Regions from separate parts of the Homo sapiens genome. Here region 2 is linked to region 1. A link is a loop called in an ENCODE intact Hi-C map of the cell type or tissue named here. Cell type or tissue: gastrocnemius medialis. All regions are shown on one strand. Links, peaks and the distances in the headings refer to the core of each region. The heading gives the core; the rest is flanking DNA.

What was found. Peaks named below come from ENCODE experiments on the same cell type or tissue, not always from the same donor. Only the 100,000 strongest peaks of a DNase experiment are listed, where the experiment ranks them.
Region 2: a loop joins it to region 1, with 3 times the contacts of the local background. A loop is called at or near these places in 4 of 110 quality-filtered maps.

What each region holds. Positions count from the first base shown.
Region 1 is chr3:28,665,401-28,670,787 of GRCh38, forward strand. All of the region lies in intron 2 of LINC00693 (long intergenic non-protein coding RNA 693), which reads left to right. Among named protein-coding and RNA genes, the nearest start is that of LINC00693, 93 kb to the left of the region's middle. RefSeq lists a silencer at 2,372-2,531. In gastrocnemius medialis, for the core only: a CTCF peak has its summit at 2,446 (motif pointing right); DNase peaks (open chromatin) are centred at 2,441 and 2,771; H3K4me3 peaks cover 558 bases; H3K27ac peaks cover 2,713 bases.
Region 2 is chr3:28,839,572-28,844,958 of GRCh38, forward strand. No RefSeq gene overlaps it. Among named protein-coding and RNA genes, the nearest start is that of LINC00693, 270 kb to the left of the region's middle. In gastrocnemius medialis, for the core only: no CTCF peak of the experiment used is centred there; no DNase peak of the experiment used is centred there; H3K4me3 peaks cover 113 bases; H3K27ac peaks cover 2,216 bases.

The sequences.
Region 1 (5,387 bases), core at 242-5,241:
CACTTTAAAAACTGTGAAAGATTTTACAGCTGGATATTACTCTTCCCAAGCCTTTCTGGTTAGGATTTGTCTTTCAAAGTGATCAAAGAATGTTGGAGATACAAATAATCTGAGAAGATTCATCTAGTCTGGAATGTCTTCCATTCCACAGATAAAAGCCCCAGAGATATCACGTGGCTTATACAAGCTTCCACAGAATATTAGAGATAGACTAGAGTGCCCTTTATTTCCTACACAGGTTTGTGTATTGGAAGAGTACCTAAACATACTGTCACCAAAACAGGATCATTTCCCTCATCCCTCCTCAAGGACCTTATTCTGTCAGTTACCTCGTCTTTTCTGTATCTTCTATTGCTTCCTCTCCACTGTCCTTTCAAATTATTATTAATAGAATACTCAGGACTTAAATATTGTAATAAGGACATTGCCATCACCTATTTCATCTAGACATAATGTCATGCTTCTTCCCTTCCCTTCATTGCCCACAGTGGCACACGACTCACTATTTTACTCCCTCAAGTTCCATTCTAAATTCAGCTCTTCTAAAACTGTTCCAGCTGGGGTCGCAGACAAATCCATGGGACGATATGTAGTCTTCGTCTGTCCCAATTTTTGTGTAGCATGAAAACTCTTGACACCACACACTACAAACTACATTTCATGGGAGGCTCTTTTTCTCTTGTTTTTGAACCATGATCCTATTTTACTTCTCTTCCTACCTTCTGTTAAGTCTCTCTCCCACATTATTCCTTCTCTGCCTATCTTGTGTTTTCCCAGGTTTCATACTTAGAAGCTCTCCTTAGCAATCTTGTACTTTGTTGTGGATTCCAAGACTGTCTACTGAACTGAAGAATGTCTCTGAATGTAGCAGAAGTAATACTCACCAGCTCTCCCTCTGAATTACTCCTCTATTTGACTCTTCATCATCCTCTTCTTCATTCTCATGACATTTCAATACCTAATATATACTGAACACTTGTTATCAAGCAGGTTCAGTGCTGAGAGCTTTTGAAAGTAGAAGAGCACTTTTAAAAGATTGAAAATTATTTTCAACTTTAAAAAATCAAAAAAAATTTACCAAGTAAATACGTTCAGGTAAGCAGCATCCACATCAGAAAATAACATTGCCAGCATTTTAGGGGCTTCTTTAATGCTTTAATGCTCCCTTCCTGGTTACTAACCCTCTACCCAGTGATAATCATCCGGACTTTTTTTTTCAAGATGGAGTTTTGCTCTTACTGCCCAGGCTGGAGTGCAATGGCATGTTCTCGGCTCACTGCAACCTCCGCCTCCCAGGTTCGAGCAATTCTCATGCCTCAGCCTCCCAAATAGCTGGGATTACAGGTGCCCGCCATCACGCCCAGCTAATTTTTTGTATTTTTAGTAGAGACAGGGTTTCATCATGTTGATTAGACTGGTCTCAAACTCCTGACCTCAGGTGATCCACCCGCCTCAGCCTCCCAAAGTGCTGGGATTACAGGCATGAGCCACCGTGCCTGGCCAGTCATCCAGACTTTTTAACATTTATTAGTTTAGCCTGTGTCTGTGTGTTATTTAAATGGAGTCATACAATATGTAGTATTTGGTATCTGGCCTCTTTGCTCAATTTTATGTCTGTAAGATTTGTCTATCTTTTTATGTGTAGTTGTTGATTGCTCATGCCCATTACTGTGTAGTGTCCCATTGTATGAATAACTACAATTTATGTATCTATTTTTCTGTTGCTGGAAATGTTGCTTATTTTTAGTTTATTATTATCACAAGCAGGACTATTAGGAAATTTTCATATATATATATATATGTACCATTCAGCACCCATAATACACGTTTCTATTGCGTATAATCTTAAGAGTGAAACTGCTAGGTCATAGAACATACATATGTTCAAAAATTGTACTCTCAGTTTATATTCGCACTACCAGTATATGAGAGTTCTTGTCCATGTAGCATATATTCTAATTTTCAAAATGGTTCTGTGACATAGTTACAGTTTTATTGTCGTTTTTCATTTTAATAAAATCCGAGTCTTAGACAAGATAAAAGACCAATGTCATGTACTATTAGTTTATACCCCAATGCAGTCTGACCCCAGAGCCTGTATAGTTTAGTAAAGTGTCCAAGGGAGAGAATACAGTCGTGAGTTCTTAGTTTCCCTTTCTGGTTGGGTCAGTGAAGTCCCTTCCTCACCCCTCTTTTCTGTTTATCTCTACAGACAGAAACTAAAAACAATGGCTACAGGCCGCTAAAAGCCTAAAACAAAACAAAACAGAACAACAACAACAAAATAAGTTGGCTTAGACAAGCTTGCAAACCACTATCCTTTCTTATGCCTCTAGGTTAAGGATGTTATCATATACAGGTGTCCTCTACTTGGTAACTTTCACAGCTCATTTCCATAAAGCCAAATGCCAGCCCAGTGTATGTCACCTCCTACTGTGGCCAACAGATGGCGCTAATGGTGGTTTGAAACTTGTCACTTGGGGCTTTTGAGCACATGAGCTCAGACATAGCCTCTTAGAACTAGTCTTTCTCTATAATGGTCTGAGCTGACCTGAGAGCCAGAAACTTTAGGATCATTTCTCTCTCCCACCCCACCTAGTTAAATCCCAAATCCCATTCATCTTAATCAGAAATAATTCCTGAATATGTACCCCTCTCCATTCTCTCCTTCCTCTGTGTGTGCTCTCCTCCTGTCCCTTTTTTTAGCACTCATCACAGGTGGCTATTTATGTATCTGCATTGCCCTGCTATGCTGTGAACTCCTCAGGGCAGAGACTGGGTCATATTCATTCTGTGTCCCCGGTGTCTGACAGTGCCTGGCACAAAGAAGGTGCTCACGTTGGGGACTGAATAAAGTTCCCCTGGCAGAAACCCAAAAGGTTCAAAATGACTGTTCTTTCCTGTAGTCACAGAAGCTCACAGGGCATTTGACTTGCCCTGTATGCTCTGAATGGTCTGGTATCGTACTCTGACCTATGGGAGATCAGGGCTTATTATCACACAGGCTTCTGGCCAACAGTGTGGCTTATTTGTACATTCCATCTCTCTTCTTCCAGAAGATGAAAGACAGGACATGATACAAGCTACGAGATCATTTTTTTAAAGAAAAATGGGTGGTTGTCATAGCATTTCTGGTGTCAGACTGCAGATATGATCAAGCTGTCCATTTACCCTGGTTCAAATTGAATTGCTGGTAATTAAGAATGGGGAATGGGGTTAGGTCCATCTGAGATCAGACAGCAGAACCATTAAGGACAGATAAATCCCTTTATGAGAAATAAAGAGACTCCTGGTTATTAGACTGTATGTTTGTGGGCTAGGTGTTTGTTTTTAATCACAAAGTTTTGTACACTTGGAAGAGGTTAGGTAAAAACATTAAGCAGATTAACATTTTACAAATATTTTCTTTCCCTGACCGTCCTTTTCTACCTCCTTCCCACAGTTACAACTTTTCAATGTTAGTGCTGATATTCTCTCTCTCTAGTATATCACTGTGTTGGGTTAGGAGCCAGACTGCTTGGGTTCAGCTCTTGGTGCCACCCCTCCTATTTATGTGATCTTGGGCAAATTAACCTCTCTGAGCCCCAGATTTCTCATTAGTAAAGTGAGTTTACTATTATAATATTACCTTCCTCATAGGGGTGTAATGGGGATTAAATGAGTTTTAATACATCTAAAACTCTTAGAATAGTGCCAGCCCATATTAAGTGCACTTGGTAAATATTGGCTTTTTTTTTTAAATCACACCAGACATAGCTGTTTTATGAAAGCATTTCCACAGTAACCATGAGCAAGTTCATTTATTATTATGTTTCATGTTGTGGTAGCTTGTATTATTAGGGTGAAAAATGGCCAAATGTAAATGAACTTATATTTAAACTATTTTTTTCTCACCAATTTTGCTGGATAATTTCTATACTCGTTACATAATATGAGCAGAATCCTATACTCTCTACACATGCCACCATAATTTCTTATGTTTATATTGCATCTTAAAGTTTATAAGTGACTTTCACTTATAAAATCTCATTTGAAACTCTAAGAAAGCCTTGCAAGATGGACAGGGCTTTTCAAATATTCATTCCTATGTTATTTAAGAGATAAGAAAGCTGTGTCTTTCTGTAGTTAAGGGAATTTTGCAAGATCTCAAGGATAGTAAATGACAGAGCTGGGATTACCATCCTTCTGGTCCCAGTAGCTCACTCATGGTCAGGGTCTAGGAGCTTGTGGACAAACATGCACATTAGGGAGCTTGGTGAGCTGCAAGTGGATGGTGTGTATGTCCGTTAGTAAAATGTGTGTACATGCAATGGCTTCTACCTAACACAGAAATTAGGTATTAAAAACCTTCGTAAGAGAATTCACAGTTGAGGCCATTATTTCAAAACTAAGAATGGGCAATAGAAGTCCCAAATGAGTCTATGCAAGCCTTTAAAATTTTATGTTACTAAAGTAACTTAAGACAGTACCATAAATTAGGACTATCTCACTGACAGTTTACACATTTTTAGTGAGTAGCAAGTAATTCCAGGATCTCCCTTGCCAACATTTGCAGCATGTCACCTTTATGGTTTTTGTTTGTTTGTTTTGCAGATACTGACACAGCACACTGCAATTTTTTTCTGGGTCTGCTCTGCCATCTAAATGTTCAATGCCTGTCTGGTTTTATGACTTCATATTATTGATTTCTGCCATTCCTGCGGCCTGCATCTGTCAGCCCCTCTTAGACGCCTCTAAGCTTTCTTCCTTTGCTCAGACACAGCCAGAATGCAATACTAAGGTTCTACCTTCCCTTACCTCCTTTGTCTTACTCAAGTCTTCTAAGACCAGTCTTCCTTTTCTGCTATTTTCTGTATCTCCTGTTAAAATTCTCAAACCCCAGAACATCTTTATTAATTTGTCTTTAAAAGACTGACCTAGAACTGAAAACTTCACTGTTTCAGAATAAAAGTATGGGTGCCACAATTTTGCATAAGCTTTCATTCAATTCAGCTAAAAAGTACGCATGGAGTTTCTATGTATGCTCTCCTAGTTCCTCAGGAAAATTCCCTTTGAGGGCCTGGACCTTTGTGATTCATCCAGGCTCATTTGGATTCAGTTCCCTTTTCATGGGATGCCTGTGGAATAAATAAAGTATAGCTATTGTTTACTGTTATTAATTAAGTCTGCCAAACTTTTCTTTTTTCAGCCCCACCTTTCACCTCACCAAAGCCGAACACCTGTACTACCAAAAGCCTCTTGATAGAGCTATGTTTTTATTTGAAAAATGCGAGCTAGCTCTGTAGATATTTCCTTGTAGGAATGTTAAGGAGAAATATATCCGATTGTATTGCCAGTTGGTTGAAGGGATGTTGTAATTGATAACCCCGTACCCATGAGTTCTGACC
Region 2 (5,387 bases), core at 94-5,093, 170 kb after region 1:
GAAGGAACAAAGAGACAGATCTCTCAGTCAAACAGCATGCTATTAAAACAGGTATCCATTCTCTATGCATTGCTTTAAGATAATTGGACAAAAGATACTCCACAAATATGAAAAAAAAAGAGGCATGGCATTCTTTAGCCTTAGCATGTAACATCTCTTTTATGTTAGTTATTGGGTTAGGTGTGTATGGCCAAAGAACTGATGAGATCAGGGACTACCAAGTAACAGGGGAATATTTCCTACTTCTCTAATCAGTTACTTTCACTAAGAAGCAAATACAAAAGCAAGTATAAGAAAAATTAGATACGCTGAGATTTGACTCTTAGGTGGGTATTGCAATTCTTGAGCTCCCCCTATACCTGTGGAAAGAAACAGGTGCTTTCTGTGATCCCTCTTAATTTAAACCTTGGGAGACAATTTTGCATGACTGACACAGATGGCTTATGCTTACGTTGCCTCAATACTATTTCAATAGATTGTTTTCTCTTTTCCATTAAAAAAAATTTAGAACTTCACATTATTCTAGACAACTCACAGGCAACTGGGAAAGAATCCTAAATTTAGCTAATTTCATAAAAAAGGATCTAAAGTACACTTCAGCAGCTTCATATCTGCTGAGTAGTAAAAGAAGTCTCTCCTAATTGACTGTTGTTCATGTAGAAGGTTCTGAGGAAAAAAATAACAATTAAGCTAAAAGCTACCTTTGTGTCATAAATCTAAGTACCTTGACAAAGATGACTTATTTTAAATTCATTGCAAAGAACTTTTGCAAAATTATATAGGATTTTGAAAGACTTTCTTTATACATAGAACAATATAATCAAGTAGTTAATTTCTTTCTCTTAACTTGGAAACTTTAATTAAGGTTTCCTGTTCTATAACCTTGTCAGATCACTGTCCTGGCTTGGTCTTAAAATAAGTTTTATGGCCTTGTTGACCTTCATTTACCTTAGAAATAGAAACAAGTCAACCTTCTTTCCCTCAAAGTGAGAGGAGAAAAGCTCTGTACATCTTAAAATACTGCAAACTTACTGGGCTAGTGGCTTGGAATTTAGTAGTTTTTTTAGTGTTCTCTTAGAAATGTTTGCTAGCTCATTAACCACTGCTCATGCCCTCTTTAATTGCCCTTTATCCTCACACCATTACAAGTTTTGCGCTTTCTAAAACCAGTTCAACACAGGAGGCCATCAGAAAGGAGTTATTTTATTGACTAGAAACCGGAGCCCTACTATTTATAGATCGGATGAAGGCAAGCCTTAAGGGATGGCTACACGTTCCTCACCTGGTCTCCTCTCTTCTAAGAACTTGGCACGATTGCACTTTTCAGCCCCTTGGTGGCAAGGTTGAGACCCTAGGAGCAGTTCTAAACCAACGAGCTGTGGTCAAAAGTGGTATCTGCTGACTGGCAATGTTCTGATTCATAGCTGATCTATCAGCAGGACTCGGAGTGAGTGACTTTGGTAACAGAGCATCCCCACCCCCTCCTCTGGTGCCCCACATGGATGTGTAGTATAAGCAAGAAATGAACTTATTTTAAGCCACTGAGATTTGGGCACTAGCTGTTACTGTACTGTAACCTAACCTGTCCTGAGTGATACCCAGCAGTCCTGTGATTCTGAGAAAAGTGACTCAAAGTTGAGAGAAGTGCCTTGTACCCCTGAGTGCTTTGTTGTTTTCCCAGTTATCTGATGACTGGGGTGTGAAAGCTCAGAAAGACCTTCAGTCATGCAGAAAATTTATAGTCAGTTTTAATGACTAATTCTTAACCCCTACCACCATAACCACTATGACTATTCTTTTCTCTTTCCGTTTTCTCAAATTGACTTTTGCACTAAGACTTGATCGGTGAGAAGCCAGATTGTATTTTGGATGGGGGTAAGGTTTTCAAGTTTAAAAAGCTAGTGCAAAGGCCCAGAGATGAGAAAGAGCTTGACATGTTAGTCTCAATGGAAGGGTACAAAGTATCCTATAATGTATTCTGTGGGTTCCCTCCACCCCAGGTTCTATCTCCAGAACAGTGCACTCAGTGATTGTCGGCTGCTAATGGCTCACAGCAGCCACCTTCTTTGGAGCATTGCTCTCCACAACTGGGAGGCACCAAAACCAGAAGCTTCTTACTCCTTCCCTCCCCCTTCTCAGGAGGGGGAGCCCACAGCTAATGACTGTCTGCCTTGGGGAACAAAATGCTGTACCATTGCCTCCAGGGAGGATACTTCCGCTTTGTAGTGTATGTCTTAGAGCATCTCCTCACTCTCAAACAGGCAAATCTGGATCCTACCTGAGGCTTCTGTCTCCTTTACAGTAGCAAGCAGTAAGTAATAAAGCAAGTGTCTTAGTCTATTACTGCTGCCATAACAGAATACCTGAGACGGGTAATTTATAAAGAACAGACATACATTGCTCACAGTTTTAAAGGCTGGGAGGCCCAAGATAAAGGTGCCAGGAGGTTTCTGTCCCGTGAGGGCCCAGTCTCTGTCTCTCAGATGGTGCCTTGAACGCTGCCTCTTCTGGAGGGGAGAAAAACTGTTCCTCATGTGTCAGAAGAGCAAAAGCGGAGCAATGTTGTGTCCTGACATGATGGAAAGTAGAAGAAAACAAACCCACTCCCACAAACCCTTTTTATACTGGGATGAATCCATTCATAAGGGTGGAGCCCGCATGACCTAAACACCTCCCACTAAGCCCCACCCACGAACATTGGTGTATTGGGGATTAAGTTTCAACGTGAGTTTTGGAGGGGACAAAAACATGCAAACCATAGCACCATCCTTGTTTAGCCCCTTTCTCTTTTCTATCCTGCTTTCCTCCTCCCATTATACTTTCGTTTCTTCAACACGTTATATGCATCCAGGTCTCTGTCTCATGCTCTGCTTCTAGAGAACTCAACAGAACACAGGTACTGTGATAGGAAAGGGTCCTGTGAGCAATATGTGAAGAAACACTGCATGCTATTAACTTTTCTTGGAAGTTCCTCATATCAAATGGGGCATTAAATCCTCTTAAGTCCTGCAACAGAGAAATTTGTTTAACCTTGAATAATCTATTTAACTTTGAGACTTTAAAGAGTTCTGATACGGAATCAGGGATCTCAGCTTCAGACCCCTGCTTTGCAGTTACTAGTTGTGTAATCTCATACAAGGTCCCTAATCCTGTTGAACTTCCTTTTCCTCTCAGTAAAATGATATTATATTCATTGCTAGTGAAAAAGTAAACATGTAAAATAAAATAGCCACTTTGTAAAATAGTTTGGCAGGTTTTTTTTTTGCAAAGTTAAACATAAATTTATAAACCACCAATACTCCTAGGTTTCCTCCCAAGACAAATGACAGACAATGTATGTCAACACAGACATACACACAGGATTCATAGCATTATTTATAATGGAACAAAAATGGAGACAACCTAAATGTCTGCCAGCTGTGGTATAGCCCCATAGTGCAATACTATTCAGCAATAAAAAGGAAAGAACTACTGATATGTGCTACAGCACAAACCTCAAAATCATTATGCTATGGGTACAAAGACAGAAATAGAAGACAACAGAGCATGTGATTCCATTTGTACAAAATTCCTAGATCAGAGGTTGCCTGGGCTTTGGGTTAGTAGTGGGGGTTGACTGCAAATGAGCAGAGGGAAACTTTTGGGAGTGATGGAAATGTTTTAAAATTGGATCGCGGAGATCATTGTGTAACTTTATAAACTTAATGACCATCAGTTGAATTTTGTATTTACAATGGCCGATTTTTATGGTATGCATGCCATACCTCAACGAAACTGCTACGACACGCTCTGAGAGAGTACTTTCTTGTTCTGACCTGCCTTAAAAATATATTTTTGCAGATATAGGAATTTGTCCAATAAAAAATAATTTTAAAGAAAAGGAAGGAGGACTGTAATATTTACCTCATGGGATTACTGTGAGGATTGCCTGAAATAAGCACTCAGTGTTTGATACATGTTAACTATTGTTGTTTTGTTATTGTAATTTCTGTTGCAGTTGAGCCAGCCTTTCCTTACTTATTTTTTTATTTTTTTTTTGTGGAACATTATTTTATTTATTTTTTTAATTTTTTTTATTATACTTTAAGTTTTGGGGAACATGTGTATAACGTGCAGGTTTGTTACATATGTACACATATGCCATGTTGGTGTGCTGCACCCATTAACTCATCATTTAACATTAGGTGTATCTCCTCACTTATTTTTAAGAGCAAAACTTATTTTTCTGGGAATATAAATATGATTGTGGGATTTTTGGGATCTGTTATCTAAGACATTTTACGCATTGGCTTTTTTCCCTTCTTAATACTCTGTGGTTTATTTTGTTTGTTTGTTTTCCTTGTAACTTACCTGGGGTATGTTGAATTGAAGAAAAGCTTTTTTATTTCCTATGTACAGACAGACTGCAAAACATGATTTTTCAGTATTTTGGATGCAATAAAATATTAGTTTGTGGGTTCTAGTAAGGACACAGAGTTCTACAACAGGTATTCCGTTCTGATAAAATTCGTATTATTTTTGAGAAATTGAATACAGTATGTTAAGCCAAATGTCTCTGAAAAACCAATACATATTTTCACTTTACATCTTTTAGACATTAGACACACCAAAAATCTCACCTAGGTGACCTTGTGTTTTTGAAAGGCAAATACATCTGCTGGTGTACTGTTTTTGGCTTAGCCAGAAATTATTGTTAATTTTGCCCCCCAAAAGGCAGATTACTAAAATACATTAGTGTTTTCAGCATGTGCAGTATAGAACAATTTAGACCAATTTAAGCCGTCAGAGTAAGATTGCACCCAAACAGAAGTGCTTGTAGAAATGAATTGACGACTCCAGTAGTTTTAAATCAATGCATGCTGGGCAATCAGACTCCCTTATCGCTCCCTAAAATGACCTGCTTAAAGGAAATTGAAGCACTGTTATAGTTGAGATAGCTGTGCAATCCACATGCTCAAAGTGGTGATCACCTTCAAATTTAAGCACTTAATTTAAGAGCTCCAATAATTTTAAATTGCTATGTGCCGCAAAGAGTGACAGACGGTTACCAGAGTGCGCCAGTATTTTTAAAACACTTCTGTTCAGTGTAATATATTTCTGTGGAAAGGTTCACAGCAAGTTGAAGCAAATTTCCAAATTAACATTGAAAAATGAAAAGCGACATAGCGACAAACTTCAGGTTGGTTTTCTTTTTTTCGTTTCCTTTTTCTTTTCCCCCAGCCAAGAGAAAGGAGTAAGCCTAGTCACTCATCTTTCCTTTGTATTGAGAGCCACAGGGATTTGTCGGGAGCTAAAAATAAGTCTGTCTTTTTAAGTATGGAACCCCCTGGCGAAGCCACACTTGGCAGCAGAATAGCTCCGTAGAGAGGACCAGGGAGAATGGCCCT